Regions from separate parts of the Mus musculus genome. Here regions 1 and 3 are each linked to region 2. The links are chromatin loops, found by intact Hi-C in ENCODE. Cell type or tissue: heart. All regions are shown on one strand. Links, peaks and the distances in the headings refer to the core of each region. The heading gives the core; the rest is flanking DNA. Region 1 holds the start of Ak2 (adenylate kinase 2). Region 2 holds the start of S100pbp (S100P binding protein). Region 3 holds the start of Rnf19b (ring finger protein 19B).

Region 1 (6,093 bases), core at 1,149-5,148, 200 kb before region 2:
TGAATAAAACTCTCTCCTGCTCCGGGGGGGCTTTCCTCCCAATCCTCTTTCACCGTGAAGTGTCTCCTGCTCCAAAGTCAAGCCTTCTCCAGTCAAGGTCATTCTGTTTCACAAAGGCCTCCATTATCACCCCAGCTGGAATCGGCTGGACTGTGAGCGCCACGTCTGTTACCTGGCACCAAACAGACAGACGTTAGCTCGACTGTATGCCCAGCCACAGGCTAGTCATGTGACCTCGGGCAAAGTACAGTACCCAGCCTCTCTGGTTTTTTCCACCTTAAAAAAATGCTAGTAATAATGTAGGTACTGTTGGCACAGGCGGCCTTGAGAACTGAATGAGAGAAGACATGCAAATTGTTTAGCCTACTGGTTGGCCCGCAGCACCCAGTAACAGCAGTTATCACTAAAATTTAATTGTTGGATAACTACACGAATATGAGGCTTCTCTTGAGATTTTTCTTATGGTCCTTACTAGCCTCAAAGCCTAGAATATTTTATAATAGAGCTGGGGATGTCATTCAATTGATAGAATGTTTGTGTAACATCCCTGAAACCCTAGGTTCGGTCCCCAGCAGTGCATGAAAACAGACCTGGCAGTTTAAGACAGGAGGATCAGGAGTTCAAGGTCACTCTCAGCTTATAGCCAGTTAAAGGCCAGCCTGGGATACTTGAGACTATCCCCCCTCACCCCCAAAAAAAAGTCAAAAATAAATGAATAGGGATTGGAGAGATGGCTCAGCAATTAAGAGCACTGACTGCTCTTCCGGAGGTCCTGAGTTCAAATCCCAGCCACCACATGGTGACTCACAACCATCTGTAATGAGATCAGTTGTCTTCTTCTGGCTTGCAGGCAGACGTGCAATAGAGCAGTCATGTACATAAAATAGATAAATAAATCTTTAAAAAAAATAAACAAGTCTTACATTTTGTAATACTTATATGTAACCTTAGTTACTTTCCATTCCGGGGTTAAGGGAGCCCATGACTGGTCAGAATGAGAACAGGGGTTCGTCGTCACCAGTGGGAGGGGATGATAACATGGGATTTGCCCACCCAGAAGGTTCTCCCAGACAAAATGTGCTCGCTCCTCTGAACCCTGTGCTTTCTGGGGTATTAGCTCATGACCCCCCCCCCCCACTGTTTTGTGTTGCTTGCTTGTTTTGCCGTCTTTGAGATAGGGTCTCATATAGACCAGGCTGGCTTTGAATTTGCTACATGGCCCAAAATGGCCTTGAATTTCCTCCTCAGCTTCCCAAATGCTAGAATCATAGGCCTGCATTACTGTACCTGGTTTCTGGTCTCTCTTGTCCCTGACCATGGATGTGTGTGCACATGTGAGTGCAGGTGTGTATGTGTATGCACATTGGTAGAAAGACCAGAGGTTGACTTCTGGTGTCTTCTGCTTATTTCTCTCTACCTTTTGTTTCTAGATTTATTTATTTTACCTTATATGTGTGAGTGTTTTGTCTGCATGTACATGTGTATGTGCACTGCACGTGTGCCTGGTGCCTTTGAGGGTAGGAAAGAACTGCATCAGATCTCCGGAACTGGAGTTACAAAGGGTTGTGACTTCCCATGTGGATGTCGAGAGCCAAACCAACACCCAGTGCTCTTAACCCCTGAATCATCTCTCCTGCCCCTCTACCTTCTCTTTTGAGACAAGACAAGGTTTCTGTAGCCGTGGGCTTTCCCACCTGTACCCCAGTTCCTGAATAACTACTCGGAGGCTTCTTTGTTTATGAATAATTGCCTAGGCCATAGCTTTAGCTTGTCCCCTGACTAGCCTGTCACTTACCCAACCCATTTAAACGCTTCTGAGTTCAGCCACATGGCTACTTTCTTCTCAGTCTCATGAGCCCAGAGTCTGGGCCAAGCATCTTCCACCTCTGACTATCACCCAGAGTTCCCATCTCTTTCCCGGAACTCCCATCTTCTACTTCCTGCCTTTTGTTAAAGGGCCATCTGCTTTTGATTGGCAGGTGATGCTTCCACACAGTACACATCGATTCTCTCTACAGGCCTTCCATTGTATCTGAAGCTCACTCATTAGGCTAGGCTTTCTGCTCAGTGAGCTCCAAGAGTCTGCCGATCTCTACCTCCTCAGGGCTGGGGTTGTAAACAGTTGCTGACGTTACCTGAGTGCCGGGCACCAGAACGCAGGCCCTCACACTTGAGTGCTAGACACCAGTGACTGAACTTTGCCCTGCCCCTTAGTTCACAGTGTTACTTGTAATCCTGTGACCATGTAATTATATAGTGATCAGCTCTTACTTCCGCTTCCGGTCTTAAAAAGGACACAATAAACCCCTGCTTCCTTCAAGGCCACTAAGAGAACCCAACCAGATCAAGCTGGCTCCCATGAAAATCCAGGATGAGCAAGAAGTATGAATGTTAGTTTCTCTTTTTTCATTTGAATTTATTTCTTATTTTCTGTGTGTGAACATATATGTACGCGCAGATATGTGTACCACAGCACACATGTGGAGCTCGGTGGACAACCTGTGGGAGTTGGTTCTCTTCTTTCTTTCATTGGGGGTGGGGTCTTGTTAATCAAACGCAGGTCCTCAGAGTTTGGTGGCAAGTGTCTATACTAGCTGAGCCATCTGGCTAGCTGGTTAACATCATTTACCACTAGGGTGTAGAAAATGGTTGCACTGTGCCTGTGGGGCAAGAATGGTTTCCTAATCACACTTGCACTTACAGTTGAGAAAGGCTCCTTTGGGACAGGATGAAACTTTGACACACCTAAAAGCTGGCGACATCATTGCCTTGTTCAAGACAGGCTCATCTCTCTGGATAAAAACTGTCTTTCTGCTGACTTAAAAGTCAGGAAGGTTGTCTGTGTTCATATATGCATATGTGTTTTATTTTTACAGTCCTGGGGATTGAGCCCAAAACTTCTGTCTCTGTACTATAGCCAGCCCCAGCTATCTTCATTTTCATTTTGGGACAAGGTCTCATTAAACTGCCCAGGCTGGCCTTGAATTCACCGTCGTGGCCTTGACAAGCTTTAAATGTGATCTTCCCAAATAGCCAAAGTTATGGTGCTGTTCAATGGGGGTGTTCTGGAGGGAGAGGGTGTCAGATTACAAACTTGTTGGAATTTACTTAACCAATCTTATTATTAGACATCAACATCTTTGTCAGGAACTCATTACATATTCCTTGTTTCTGCCTTTGAATTCTTGGAAGTGGAATTACTGGTCCAAAGGTTACGTTATTGCCAATTTGTTTCCTGGGAGTGATTTTACCCACTTACACTCTCACAGGCAATTTTACGGGGCTCAAACAGAGACTCTGGAGTTATTAACTGTCAAAGGCCAAACTAGAACTTCACCCGCTCCAGGCTTCCTTCTCGTTTTTCCCGCCCACTCCATACACCAGCCGAGAGCCGCACGCGCTCTGTTGCCCCAGCTCTTCCCAGGCTGGCCCGCCTCTTCCTCGTTCCCAATTCTGCCCAATCGGAAACAGAATTTTCTTAGTCTCGTCGTACGATTGGTAAATGAAAGTGCCCGTCAAGTTCGGGGGCGGGTAGAGAGGGTTGACGGATGCGGCGAGCGACCAGTGTGAGCCCGGAGTAGGATGTACGCTGGCCTGGAAGCGCTAGACCTGTGAGGTGTGCGGCTGGCTGTTGGAGTGAAGCTTTGGAAGACATGGCTCCCAACGTGTTGGCTTCCGAACCGGAGATTCCGAAGGGCATCCGGGCCGTGTTGCTGGGGCCGCCCGGGGCTGGCAAGGGGACGCAGGTGAGTGTCGGTTCCGTGTCGGGCGGTGGAGCCCGAGAAGCTACAAGGTCAGGGCGGTCGGAGAGCCGGAAGCTCCTTTCCCGCCCCGGAGCTGGGTGGTGAGCCCTGGCCTGCAGGGACCCTCGCGGGGTCTCCAGTTGTGGCGCGGTGTTTAGGGGAGGGTCCCAGTCGCAGTAAGGGGGAGGCTGGGTGGAGGTTCTTGGGGGAACCCAGGATCGTGTTAGGGCATCCAGGGACTGTTACTTGAAAATTGTGAAAGGCAGGGCGATCCCCCAGGCTGAAGCTCTGGATCACAGGCCCGAATGGGAGAAAGCTTTGTGACCAAGTCGCCCTCGGAGTTGAGAGCGTATTGCCCTGAGTCAGGGATAATTTCTAGGCATAAGGGGGTGAAACTTTTAATTTTTTTAATGGCTAATGATTAGGGGTACTAAGAAGTCTCCACGTGGGGCAGAGTGGTTACTGGTGTATGCCTATCGAGGCGTTCTGCCAAGAGTGAGGCATGAGCCGCGGGAGCCACCAGTGTTGTTGGGGGTGGGGGGATGGGAGAAAACCTTTCCAGCTGGCCAGAAAACTGGAGGTGAATGTATAGATTCGGTTCATAAGCCACGGGCATCATGGGGGGTTGTGAGTGGGGCAGGGAGTGCTCATGGAGCAGCATGAGATGGCTCTGATGGTTGTAATTGAGCAATTGAGGGCCGCTAACGTGCTAGATCAACAGGTAAGAAAACAGGTGTAGAGGTCCAGTGACTTTTCAAAGTTAGTGAAATCGGTTTCACAGAGGCCTCAAGGATTGCCTTCTGCCCCACTGCAGAGCCTCCCTTGCTTGGCATCTGGGCCATAGATCAGGGCTGGGATTTATGCTGGCACGTAGGGCTTGGAAGCTCATATGGTGGGCCGTTGGTGTCACTTTCTTGCCCAGCCTTTGGCCACAACCACCCACCCCTCAACTCTACCTCCCCATCAGACCCCAAGCTTTGATGATCACTATGCTCTAAAGAGGGAATTCTTTCAAGGTTGCGTTCCCAAGCAAATGAGTGCTGTCCTCCCTCTTCACAGCACTGCTGAGTTTATTGTTATGTTTTTAAAGATACCTCCCCTCTGTCTCCCTCCGTCTCCCTCCCTCCTTCTCTCTCTCTCTGTCACACATAAGGTGGGAGAGTGTGTGTGTGTGTGTGTGTGTGCGCAGGGACGTAGAGAAAGAGTGTGTGGGGACATGCGTGCCGTGATGCATACGTGGAGGTCAGAGTGCAACTTGCTGGAATCATTTTCTTTTTTCTACCATGTGGAGCCCAGGGATCGAACTCGGACCGTCAGACTTGACGGCAAGCTACTTTACCTGTGAACCCATGTCACCTGTGTACCTATGTCACCTGTGTACCCACGTCACCTGTTCTGTTTGCCAAGTTCTCAGTATTTTGGCAAGCAGATCAGCATCTCGGGCTGTACAGTCTACGTATATGTGTGTATATCTGTGCATGTAGAACGCTATGTATGTAACTTCTCAGTGTTTCTACCTAGAAAATGTAAAGCTTACAAAGACATTGGAAGATGATGGCTTTTATATTGAGAGCACCCACACATTCCTAGCTGGTGGCAGGGCGCGTGACAGCTGTGAACGCTGACCACTCAGTGGCATCTCTCTCTGCCCCCAGCTCAGGTGTAGTGCAGCAGCATGAAGCTGATTCATTCAGATCTGGGAGGACCATGTGCCGTGGGCTCATGGAAGGCAGTGCGAGAATCATGGAAGTTGGTCCAAGACGGCTTTGTGCAATGATTAGAAGTTTGGCTTGAAGGATGAATATGGATGCTCATGTCTGTCTGTAGTCCCAGTGACTTAGGCAGGAGGAGACTAAAGTCAAATTTGATGATAGCCCAGCTAAAGTTTAAAGGCTGGCCTGGCTACAGAGTGAGACCCTGTATCTGAGAACACAAAACTAAGAGCTGGGACTTCAGAAAATACAGGGCACTCGCTTAACCTCCGTCCGCTTCCCTTTCCTTATCAGGAGCCATAAAAACACCGGTAGTTGTAGCTTCGTAGTGCGGAACAAAAGTTCACACAAAGCCCACAGAGTGGTAGCCTAGAAGAACGCTCTGCCTGGACACACCCCACACACAAACTCTCCATTGTAAGTTTTAAATACACAGAAGAGGCTAGGCACAAGCTTAGCTACTGTGGGAGCCTCACAGGTTCAAGTCCTAGCTGGGCTAAGATTGAAATCAGCCTGAGCTGCAAATTAGCAGGGCTGAGAATCTGTTCGCTGGCAGTTCATTTACCCAGCTGTGTGAGCTCGAGTCGTCAGTACCACAGGGAGCACAAGAGTGGCATAATAGGCCCTGGTAATCCTCA
Region 2 (5,979 bases), core at 1,980-5,979:
CATTCTCTTTGCAACTTTAGTTCCTGAATTTCAAGATAATTTTTTCAAAAATTCTTTTTAATTGAAACAAGCCTGGCACAGCAGTATTCAGCACTCAGTAGCACTCAGGAGGCAAAGTCATGTGACTCTCTGAGAGTTCCAGGACAGCCTGGTCTACACAGAGAGTTCCAGGACAGCCTGGTCTACACAGAGAGTTCCAGGACAGCCAGGGCTATAGAGAGAAACCTTGTCTCAAACAAACAAACAAACAAAAAGCTTGTAAGTAACATAACTTAACTCCCATGGCCACCACTTAGCCCTCTCCCCCACCAACCCCACTGCTAATCTCTTATTCCAGCCTTCTCTCCTTTAATAAATTATTTTGAAATAAATCTCAGGTATCACACCGTTTTAATTATAAAATTCCTTATCCTAAAATATCCTGCTCAGGGGCTGGAGAAGTGGCGTAATGGTTAAAAGCACTGGCTGCTCTTCTGGGGGCCTAGGCACCATTCCCAGTACCCACATGGTGGTTCAATCTACTGTAACATGTTCAGACATACAAGCAGGCAAAACATCTACACACATAAAAAAGGAAAATAAATAATTTAAACTCCTGCTCAATTTTCCAATTATCTTGTCATATTTTTCAGGCTTGAGGAAAACAAACAAGCCATCACTTAAATAAGGCCCATAAAATGCAACAGGCTGATATATCTTCTAAAGATTTCCTACCTTTTCCCTACTGTAATTATCTGTTAAAAAAAAAGTTTCTATGATATATAGAAATCACAAAATTATAAAAAATATTTAAAAAATAAAAAACACCAAATTCAGGATAGCAATAACTTCTGGTAGTGGCAAGGAGAAATGAATAGCTTCGGTCTATCTGTAATGTTTTGGTATTGTAATGAGTCAAGGTCTCATGTAGCCCAGGCTATCCTGAAATTTGCTATATAGCCAAGGATGTCCTGACTCTCCCTCCTTGTTAGCCTCACAAGTCCTAGAACTACAGGTAGTATACCTGGATTTTTTTTTTAAATCAGTAGAGGTAGACTATAAACCTGGAAAGTAAGTATAATGGTAATTATTATTATTATGCTACCTTGCTTAATTTTCTGTTTGAAATATCTAATAAAACAACACTCTTAGAAAATGGCTAGCTGTCTCAGTGAGGAAAGGACCACAAGCCTGGACATCTGAATTTACTCTCTAGTACCCATATAAAGATAGAAAGAGCCGGGCATGGTGGTACACGCCTTTAGTCCCAGCACTTGGGAGGCAGAGGTAGGCGGATATCTGAGTTCAAGGCCAGCCTGGTCTACAAAGAGAGTTCCAGGACAGTTAGGGCTATGCAGAGAAACCCTGTCTCAAAAAACCAAAAAGAAAAACAAAAAAAAGATAGAAGGAAAGAATTGACTCATCTCAGACCTCCACTTCCACACGATACACATGCACAAAAGCTTGCACACCATACACACAGATACACAAATTGTTTTAAAAAAAAAAAAAAAGTTTGGATTTTGAGTAGTCTCACTATGTCTCCCTGATTGGCTTGGTACTCACTATGTAGACCAGGCTGGCCTAGGTGGATGTGATGACATACACATTTAATCCTATCAGTCAACTGGCAGAGACAGGTGGATCTCTGTGAGTTCAATGCCTGCCTGGCCTACACTGTCAGTTCCCGGCCAGTCTGGGCAACACAGTGAGACCCTGTCTCAAAAAGCAAACCACAACAAAAATGAAGTTATAAAGCCAGTGAGAAAGATGTACCAAACACACCTATAAAGTAGGTGTAATGAAAATTCTCCACCTATAAAACAGGAAACCTCACAGTCCATTAGTCTCATGAGGTTATTATAAATACTAAGAAAGACATGAACATAAGGCACTTAGTCCACCAGCTATGGTTATTTCATCCCACCACCTACATCCATCTCACCGGAAGAGCCTTAAGCACAAGAATGATAGGAAAAAAGGCTAAACTGGCAAGAATCTTCCCCAGACTCGATTTAGGAATTATTTAGTATGATCTACTTAGTGAAGCACTTAACCATATTGTCAGTAAACTAATTTAGGACTAGACTGGATGGGTAACTGAAATATCAGGTAAATTCTTTAAATTAATGGCCCATGAAGTAGCTTGTATTAGAGGCACTGGGCTAAAATTCAATGACCTCGGCAATTCATTTAAGTCTCTGAACTTCAATATAAATGAGAACACTCATCTGAAAAAGGCAGACACACTGGCGCTCACTTGTCTGTATTTCCAGAATGTTGGTGGGGGAGGCAAGAGGATGAGGCGTTCAAGGCTACCTGAGGCTTCATCTCAAGTTCCAAACCATAGGGGCTACACAGGACAAAGGTGGGAGGGAAAAGGAGGGGTTTGACATAAAGTCAACTTGAATTTTCAAGGGAGGGAAGCCTTCAATATGGCAAGGCATGGAGACATTTGCCTTTCATCCCAGCACCTAGAGGAGACAGAGTTGGGTGCATCTCAGCATTCTAGGCCAGCCTGGTCTACACTGCAAGTTCCTGGCTAGTGGTACACAGTAAGACCCTGTCTCAAAAAAAAAAAAAAAATCATAATCCACAGAATAATATTATGTTAATAATAAACATCGTGAACCTCTTAAGTGTCACAATCCCCCCTCTCGAATGCTACATCACCTGCCATTCTTGGCACTTGCCTGGTAAATCTTTCAAACATGGACGCTTATTTTTCAGGGAGGAATATTTTCCTATTTCTAAATTCTCTTAATTCTGCTCCACATCTCTGTGTGACCCTATTCTGTCCTTCTACTTCCCTCACCTGTCCACCCCCGTCTTCACACTTTAGTGTACCACCCCCTCTCTGTTCTCTAACCTCCTGGTTGCAACCTCAGAAACTGGTTCCCCCATCTATTTTTATCTTACCTCAAAAAACCTATTGCCTATTGGCTTCGTGCACAAAGCCTCATTCTATTCAGGACAGTAAAACGCCAATGCCAAATGTATACTACACATCCTACCTAGTTCAGGACTCTAAAACCAAAACCACTACCCAACTGGGTCTGATATGCAGGACCAAAAGCAAGGATTTTGCAAAAGGGGGTGGAGGGGTACTCCTCATTGGCCTTTGATTTCCAACCTCTCCTAAACAAAATACACTACCCGTGAAGCAGACAGCATCCACCAAAAAAGGGTGTATCATCAAAATGAGCCCCTCCCAAAATTTTTTTTTTTAACAAAGGGAACTGACTATCTGAAAGAATTTGCAACTCCCTCTGGGCTAACTGCAAACAAGGTAAAATGGAAAGATAACCGGTCTGGAAATCTCTGCTTTAGGTAACAATTCCCCCAGACTAGGGAGCCAAGAATTCCCACACAGGCCCAGGCAGCAGATTTTTCTAAACTGAAGCAACAGGTTTCTTTTACAAGAATAGTCTATTAAAGCCTGGGGCTCTTAACAACCACGGGGGGGTGGGGGGGGGAGGACAAAAAACAAAAAATGAGGGCAGCCGGTGAACTCCGTCCTCATTTGGTGGCCCTCTGAAGAAGGGCTCACCTTAGGTGTCTGCAGCATTCCCTGCGGCCCTGGATGAAACCCAGCAACGGTGGCCCAGGGATACCTTGCGAGGATGCCCGCGGGCCTCCCCGTCGGGAACACTACCCGCCCGCCCGCCGCGCCCAGGGCCTCTGCACTTCCCTCCTCCTCCCACTCGGGAGAGCGAGTCCTCGCCTCCCCGCGGATAGCGGGAGGAGCGCGTGTTCCCTCCGCGCCCCTCCCCCCAGGGGCGACCCAGGTCCCCCCGCGGGCTCCGCCAGGGCACCCGACCTCAGGGGACAGACGCTGACTGCCACATCTCGGCAGGCTGCGGCCCGCGGTCGCCCGGAGTGGGTCGCCCTCTCCCGCCACGACGCCCCGCGGGAAGCCCGCCATCCCCGCTCTCCCTAGCAACAGCCTCCCGCGGGGAAGGCAGGCACCGGGAGAGGAAGACCCCCCCCCCCGCCCCCACTGGCAGGGCCGGCGGCCCGAGGACCTGACAGCTCCCTTTTCCTCAGCGGGATGAGGGGCGTCACTCGCCCACGGATGTGGAGGTGGGGGGCAGGGACAACCTCCCCGCCCGCCATCACCTCTGGCGCGAGAAGCAGCCCTTCCCTCAGCGAGACGAGCTTCCCTACTCCTCACGGGGGCAAGACGAAGAACGCGGCCCTGTGGAGAAGCAACAGGCGGCCCGCCCCCTCCCCCCCGACCCCTCGCCTAGACGACGGGCGCCGACCCTTACGTCCCGCCCGCTCTTCACCTCCGGAAGCCGGGCCAAAAGCCTGGGCGAGCGGCAGCACCTCACTCCGCCCCCTGCGCCATTTTATCGCCCCCTTCACGACCTCCCCCACCCCGAGGCAGCGGGGCCAACACCAGGGGGAGGGCAAGCAAGCAGTGATTGGCAGGAAACCGCCCCGCCCCTGAGAGGGTGCGTCATGGGCGGCCTTCCTAACCCCGCCCCCCAGCTCCACCTACACTGTTTTGGTTTTTTTTTTTTTGGATGGTTCCGCCCCTTCCTGTTTCATCGATTCTTTCGACTCTCTGCTGCTCCTGACTCGGGGATGCTCGGGGAGAGGAGGGGACAGACAGAATCTAGGCCTAGCAAGCGGAGCGACGAGCTCAGCTGATGCAACCCGACGGGACTAGCGTGACAGTTCCCGGCACGCGGAGACGACGGCGAACGAGGAAAGGGCGCGGGTGCCGGCTGAGCGCGGGAAACAGAGACAGCGGAGCCATGGGTGATGCTCCAAGCCCTGAGGAGAAGCTGCATCTTATCACCCGGAACCTGCAGGTCAGGCCTTGGTGGGGGGTTGGGATGCGCCGTTGGGTACCGAGAATTTGAAGTCCCATGATTCCCGATGCCAATCCCTAAACGAGTGGGGCCGCGGTCTCCGCGCCTGGGCGGCTCTACGGCCCTCTCTGCTAGTTGATCAGTCAAGCAGCCATTCTCAGGGTGCAAGAGAAACTCCAGTGGGCTCACCCTTTGTGTGCACGTAGCTTGTGCTCCAGCCATTCCTGGGGCTGGGAACCTCATTCCACCCATCCTATTCCATGCCGGGAGCACTGCTAGGCTCTAGGGAGTCAGGGCCATGTCTTTCCAGGACTCTGGCGGAGAGAACCGGAAATTTAAAAGGACCTATAACCCAAATAAAACACGTACTGAAAGTTCCTATGACTGAAGTTCTGAAAAGAAATAAGGGGCGAGCTGGCCGAAGAGATGGCTCTGAAATGGAAAGAAAGTACTGCTCTTACAGAAGACCCGTTTTCAGTTCCCAGCACCCATGTCAGGTTATTCGGTACGGCCTGTATCAGGGGATCTGACGTCCTCTTCTGGCGTGTGTGTGTGTGTGTGTGTGTGTGTGTGTGTTGTGTACACGCGGGCGCTGAGAACTGCATTTCAGACAGGGAAGACCCAAGGGGAAGCAAGAATATTGTAGAACAGGGAGAAGGCTAGGCTCAGCTCCGTGGTAAAGCATGAGTAAGGCCCTGGACTCAGCCTTCAGTGCCCTCACACACCCTTTGTCCAAGGACACTGATTTAAATGGAATAAAGCAAGCACAGTACTGCTCGGCCACCACAACTCCCTGCCAACAGAACCGTTTCCATCCCTGCCTGCCCGTGCCTCTGATGTTCCTCCACAGAACCTATTGCTGTCCTTTGACATGTTCTCTAAGGAGAGACAGGTAGGAGCCAAGTCATGAGGGGCTTGTAAACTTTGTTTTACAAGCCAGATAAAGACTGGACTAGAATTACGCTAAGGGCGGTTGCACCACCAAGCTATTTTTTTTTTTAAATTTACCTATCCTGGGTGTGGTGGTACATGCTACCTGTAATCTTAATACCTGAGAGTCAGAGACAGGGGGGTGGCTGCAATTTGGAGGCCAGCCTTGTTTACATAATGAGTTCCTGGCTAGGTAGAGCTCTATACAGAGACCCTGTCACTAAGAACATTCATTCACCTCTTCGAAGGG
Region 3 (6,093 bases), core at 1,311-5,310, 130 kb before region 2:
GGATGAAGTTTTATCTTGGCTCGCAGATTCAGAGGTTTCTGTCCATGACTGGCCCAACTGCTTTCAGGTTTATGATGAGGTAGTGGAGTGTATGCAAAGGAAGGGAGATGCGTGCTGGTAATGGTTACCCAACAATTCGAAAACCAGGTGGCATTGAGTGGGATGCTTGGGATTGGTAAAAATGAAGGTCTTATGACTTAATTTTTAGCCACAGTAACAAAAAAAACCCAAAAAACAAAACAAACCATCAACTGACATGGAAGGAAGTGAGGGTGGGTGAGGATTGCAGGCGTTGCATGGGTCCCTGGATGCAGCTGGTCTTTCTGCAGCTGGTCCTGGGGCCAAGCCGTCAAGGTACCAATGGTTCCCAGGGTTACTTGAGCCAAAACTCTGTCTTCAGACTTCCACTCTTTGTACCAGGTTTCTGTTCCTGGCACCTGATGGAGCCGTAATACAGAACTTTCCATTCTGGCCTGTTATTTCCTTTCAAATATTCTGTCCAGTCACGCCCGCTGCTCGCGCTTCCTCGGACTGAGTGTGCCTCTGTCTTTCCCACTACGTGTTTCCTTCTGGCTTCCTCTCTTTGGAATTTTCCTTTCCTCCCCTGACAGGTTTGTCCACTCTTACTCACTGAGAGCTTGCCCCGGGAGCTCTTCTGTGTGAAATCAGTCCCTAAGCCCCGAGCAAATTCTGGCACCAGGCTCACTCCACTGACCTGTCAGAGCCTTTGTGCGCGTGTCTTCGTCACCTAGTGTTCCAATGGCCTGCTTTCTTGTGTGTAACCCCCAGAAAACTGTGTGCTCCGTCTCTATTATGACTCCAGCTTTTGGCAAAGAGTTGTGTGAAGGAAAAAGAATGACTATTAACCAAATGAGTGAAAACCCATTTCCCCTCATGCCATCTACCTGAGTCACTACTTAGTCTCTAAAGGAGAAAGAGAAGGTGTGGGAGGAACTTGCCTTAGTCTCTTTGTTCACGGGTGATGATCCAGGAGAGAAAACCTTTGGGAAATGGGGCTGCTGCAAAGCCCAGGGGTGTTTAGAAGAGGTCCATTTTCTGCCCAAGTCCTGGGAGTGGCCCTGATGAACTGAGCCTGACTCTGTTTGGGAGTCTGTGCCCAGGACAGACAAACATTTGGACTTCCCAACAAGCTGGGATGCTTTTCATTCATTTTTTATACTCTCTTTCACATCTTTTTTCCTCTATCTTTCTTTCCCTCCTCCCTCTTTCCCTCACTCACTCGCTTTCTTGCTTCAACAGTCTCACGTAGTCCAGGCTGGCCTTGAACTTGGACTTCCCACTGCTGGGGGTTACAGGCATGCACCACTACCCACCAGACAGCAAACTAGAGTCTGACAGCTGCTCCTGTCAGTCGTGGCAGAAAGATTGTTGCCTGCGACACAGCCTACATTTTTCTCCTTTCTCCTACCTGCTCCAGCCTCTCTGGCAGTTGGACTGAGCCTGTGTGACCACTTCTGGCTAACAGTTCTGTGAGAAACTGAGGCGTTTAGTTGTTGATGAACAGCCTCCAGCCCTCTCTCTCTTGTTGGGGCAAACTGAATGTGGAGCTGAGCGTCTGGAGAATCTCTAAGTGTAAAAGAAAAGTTAACAACTGGGTGTGACAGCACGCAACTTTTATCCCAGCTTGTGGGAGGCAGAGGCAGGAGCATCTCTCTTAGATCAGGGCCAGACTGGTCCACACAGTGAGTTCCAGAACAGCCAGAAATTGCCATAGTGGGACACTTGTCTCAAAAAAAAAAAAGAATTTTTTAAGTAAGTAACTTAGCTTGGAGAAGGCAGGCCTTGACTCTCTGACAAACAGTTGATAAAAGCAACAGCAGCAGAGAGGGTTGATTTTGGCTCTCAGTTTGAGTGGACAGGCTGTCATGGAGGAGGAATCTTGGTCACAGGAGGTCCTGCTTACATTGTATCCATAGTCAGGAAGCAGAGAGAGAGAGCTGGTGTTCAGCTTCGTCCTCCTGTCGACTCAGTCCCAGAACCTCTGCCCATGGGACGGTGCCACTATTCACCTTCTTCATTTCAGCTACTGGGAAACCATTCTTACGGACACAAGCAGAGATGTGCCTTTGTGGTGATTCTAAATCCAACCAAATTGATAGCAAAGAGTAACCATCAAGGCAGGTTTCCACGGGTGGGGAAAATATGTCCTGCGTTAAAGCCATCGAGCTATTTAGAATATTTGTTAACACGACAGACAGAGCCTAGCCGAGTGTCATACAGACCCAGCAAGAGCTGGAGCTGGTGACGTGTTCACGGAAGTGTGTTTTAGCTATCTAGCATTAAACCTCTTTTCTTCTTAAGGAAAACTACCCTTCTGCCCTACACACACACACACACACACACACACACACACACACACACACACACACACAAAGTCCTGGTGTTGTCAATTCCAGCCGTCATATTTTTCTGTCCTTCTCTTTCTTGGGTTCTTGGCAGCATTTGTCACAATTGACGGCTGACCACTTCCTCTTGCAAACAAATTGTCTTGGCATCTATGACATCACACCTGCTTGATCATCTATGACATCATACCTTCTTAGGCCACTAGACCCTGTTCTTAGTTTTCATTACCGGACATTTCTTCCAATGGGCTTCGTTTGCTGTGTTGTTGTAATCTCAAAAGTTTAAAGAGTTGCGGATCTGGTTTTAAGTATTGGCCAGGAAAAAAAAATCAAACAACTTACTATGTTCACATATCTGTTCCTACATTGCACGATCCCCACCCCCATCTCCTTAAGGCATGCTAGACAAGTGAATCACTGTAAGCCTTCACTGCCATTCCTTATTAATAACAAGACACTGTTTTTATCTTTAAAGAAAGATGCATCAAGATGATTGTTTTAACCAATGAGATTCAAGCAAAACTGGGCAGAACTTCCTAAGCAGTCTTCTTAAAATAAGACATTTTTCTTCCCACCGTTTGGAATATGGCAGAATGAGGTGAGCTTAAGACAGAAGCTTGAACTGTCGATCTTCGGACATATTTTTCATGGAAAGAAAATTCTCTATCATAAGCCTCCCTCTCTCATTTCTCTAAGCCAAAATCTAATCCTGACCTGGCTTTGCTGCTGTTGAAGGTATTTGCTTTTCTCATCACCAAGCCTAAGGGTCTTTTGTTAGAGGAACTGGGGAAGGGGGACTGAAAGAAACCATTTCTAGAAGCGAAATTGTTGGGCCTCTTTCTACCAACAGTGACTAACCAGAGTACCTGAGAGATACAGCTTAGGAGTAAGTTCACTAGTTGACAGAAAACAGCAAATGCTAGAATGAAAACTCTGGACTCATTCTTGAAGATAGGGGAGCCTGCCTGTCTTATCTAGAAGTGCGGCTCACTTTGAGGATCTTCAATGAGTGACTATATTCCTTACCACTTAATGGCTAGCATCAACAGAAATGTTGGGCGGTGGATCGGCGGGAATCACTACCAGATCAACGCTCGTCTTCTTTTTACAGACGAAATGAAGGCATCCTCATTGAAAAGAAGACCCCTGACTCCTGGACAAGGAACGGAGGGTGGAGCCTGTGCAAAATATGGCTGCGCCGGACCACCTGACCGCAGAAGGCGGGGCTTCGCCGCAGCCTGCAGGCCCCGCCCTCCAGGCCCCGCCCAGCTCCTCTCGCGGGGCCGCGCGGGTTGTGAGGTGTCTGAGGCCGGCGCCTGCGCAGTTGCCCGCGGCGCGCGGGGCGGAGGCTTTATAACCACTTCGTAGCGGCTGGTCGGCTTCTGTCTCTGGGAGGACTGCCGAGGCGGTGGCGGCGGCGGCGGCGGCCGGGGCGCCGGCTGGGAGGGGGCGCTGAGGCGGGAGCTACGGCGGCGCTGGGCGCCCCTGGCTCCTCAGCCTCTGCGGGCCATGGGCTCCGAGAAGGACTCCGAGTCGCCGCGCTCCACCTCGCTCCATGCGGCCGCCCCCGACCCTAAGTGCCGCAGCGGCGGCCGGCGCCGGCGCCTCACCTTCCACAGCGTCTTCTCCGCCTCGGCCCGCGGCCGCCGCGCCCGGACCAAGCCTCAGGCCGAACCGCCGCCCCCGGCTGCGCCGCCGCCGCCGCCGCCGCCCGCTCCGGCCCCGGTTGAGGCTCAGGCCCCGCCGGTGGAAGCTCTGCCCTCCGAGCCCGCTGCCGAGGCTGAGGCGGAGGCCGTGGCTGCCGGGCCGGAGGAGGACGAGGCGGCGGAGGGCGGCGGCGCGGAGGAGGTGGAGTGCCCGCTGTGCCTGGTGCGCCTGCCGCCCGAGCGGGCCCCGCGCCTCCTCAGCTGCCCGCATCGCTCGTGCCGGGACTGCCTCCGCCACTACCTGCGCCTGGAGATCAGCGAGAGCCGCGTGCCCATCAGCTGCCCCGAGTGCAGCGAGCGGCTCAACCCACACGACATCCGTCTGCTGCTGGCCGACCCGCCGCTCATGCACAAGTACGAAGAGTTCATGCTGCGCCGGTACCTGGCCTCGGACCCCGACTGCCGCTGGTGTCCGGCCCCTGACTGCGGGTGAGCGCGGGGGCGTGGCCGCGGGGGTCGTCCCGGGTGCAACGGGTGTCACACACCTTGAGGGAGGAGAGGATGGTGCCCAGCAGGAGGTAGAGGACGGACGATCACGAGTAACCGACCCTCAGACCAGCCTTGCAACCGGTCTGATGGCACTCAGCACCCTATACCTACTTGCTTGAGGTGGCTTGAGGTGGTGGCTGAGTGCTAAGAGAAGGGAACTGTCCATTAAGTCAGAATATCCGGGTGAGCAGGGGTTTTTTTTGTTTTGTTTTGTTTTCTTTCTCTTTGCCCAGGAAGGGAGAGGTGTGTGTATGTGCGTGTTATCGTAATGATTGAGAAGGAATATTTGTTATAGGAGAGAGAATGAAAATGTCCTACTGAAGGGGCCGCGCTTCCGAGGGGTGTGTCCATATGGCTAGGGGCGCACTTAGCAGCAGCATTGCAGAAGGCGTGTTCTTCCACACAACCGCTGCTGAAAGTTGAGATGCAGATGATGAGAGAAGGCAGCTCACTAACAGCTCTAGGGGCACCCTGGGCACTGCGTGCTGTGCTAAGCCACTGGCAGGCACCTTGTGGTTCCTAACGTGCTGCCGAGGGCAAAGTCACAACAGACTTTTTGACCAGAAAAATCAATAGGGCTCAGAGGCGGTGTCTACCCAGAAGTTGATCTGGTGTGAGAAAATGTGTTTGCCTACCTTTTCAGTCTTGAAATCTGTATGACAGTCTTTTTAATGTTCCATGTATGCTTGATTTCAAAGGTCAGTGAGTTAAAATACTCTTTAGAGCAGGAATTACTGATTTCTCTGTCTGAAGCTTTCAGTGGAGGTCCTCCACCCCCTTTCTTTAAAACAAAACAAAACAAAAAACTTGGTTGTCTCTATCATTCCAATATATGAATGGTCAAATGCAGCCAAGAAGGGGCTCTTCAGTGTGATGGGGAGTCAGACTGCCATTACCTGTTCTGTGACCTTGGACAGATTAATTATATTCTTGTGTGTCATGTTTTGGGGGCAGAAGACTCTCGGGCACTTGCAGCGCCTAGTGTAAAGGTAATGCTAGTAAAAAGGTATGTGAACCCTTGCTTCAAAGGATTTAAAGGCTTTTAATTGTAGCCTGTGTATCAAGGCTGAGCTGAGATTCCAGGATGCTGCCATTTGTCTCCCCTTCAGAAGGAACTGTGTACTCAGAAGTGCCAGACTTGTTGGGAAGTGGGTGTGTTTAACCTCACTGAGTTTCTAAATTACTCGGAGATGTGGTCAAAGGTACCCAGATGGCTTTCACTTTCTGTTTATCGAATACCAGGAAGGGCCTCGTGGCCATCTGAAAAGGTCTGCTTGTGTCTGGTGGTCTTACTGGCTTTTGAGAGGTTAATTTATAGAATATTCAAGTTTTGCTGATACTCTTTTTAGTCTATTTTCTGAACCAAAGGGATAGTAGTTTAGGAAAGCACTACCTGATTAATTGCATAATAGTGTATTAACTCCTTATTTAGAAATGAGAGTTTATTTGAATTTTAACAATGAAATGTGACTTCCCTGATCATCTTTTGGGGAAAGCTCCCCAATTGGTTTTTTAAAGTCAACCTGTATCTT

The links. Hi-C counts contacts between places; a loop is a spot of excess contacts. Peaks named below come from ENCODE experiments on the same cell type or tissue, not always from the same donor. Only the 100,000 strongest peaks of a DNase experiment are listed, where the experiment ranks them.
Region 1: a loop joins it to region 2, with 3 times the contacts of the local background. A loop is called at or near these places in 1 of 42 quality-filtered maps.
Region 3: it touches region 2 in a loop (2.8-fold over the local background); 1 of 42 quality-filtered maps calls a loop at or near these places.

The regions. Positions count from the first base shown.
Region 1 is chr4:128,989,691-128,995,783 of GRCm38, forward strand. Ak2 (adenylate kinase 2) reads left to right here and starts at 3,534. Exons shown (of 7, transcript NM_016895.4): 1 at 3,534-3,746. The coding sequence starts at 3,654. In heart, for the core only: no CTCF peak of the experiment used is centred there; a DNase peak (open chromatin) is centred at 3,451; H3K4me3 peaks cover 1,995 bases; H3K27ac peaks cover 1,867 bases.
Region 2 is chr4:129,185,274-129,191,252 of GRCm38, forward strand. It overlaps S100pbp (S100P binding protein), which reads right to left and starts at 4,306. Exons shown (of 7, transcript NM_001379590.1): 1 at 4,269-4,306. It overlaps Yars (tyrosyl-tRNA synthetase), which reads left to right and starts at 4,630. Exons shown (of 13, transcript NM_134151.5): 1 at 4,630-4,799. The coding sequence starts at 4,743. In heart, for the core only: no CTCF peak of the experiment used is centred there; a DNase peak (open chromatin) is centred at 4,468; H3K4me3 peaks cover 3,228 bases; H3K27ac peaks cover 2,800 bases.
Region 3 is chr4:129,054,396-129,060,488 of GRCm38, forward strand. Rnf19b (ring finger protein 19B) reads left to right here and starts at 3,749. Exons shown (of 9, transcript NM_029219.2): 1 at 3,749-4,501. The coding sequence starts at 3,876. 1700086P04Rik (a long non-coding RNA gene) reads right to left here and starts at 3,758. Exons shown (of 2, transcript XR_868180.3): 1 at 3,393-3,758. In heart, for the core only: no CTCF peak of the experiment used is centred there; DNase peaks (open chromatin) are centred at 3,696, 4,386 and 4,986; H3K4me3 peaks cover 2,299 bases; H3K27ac peaks cover 1,867 bases.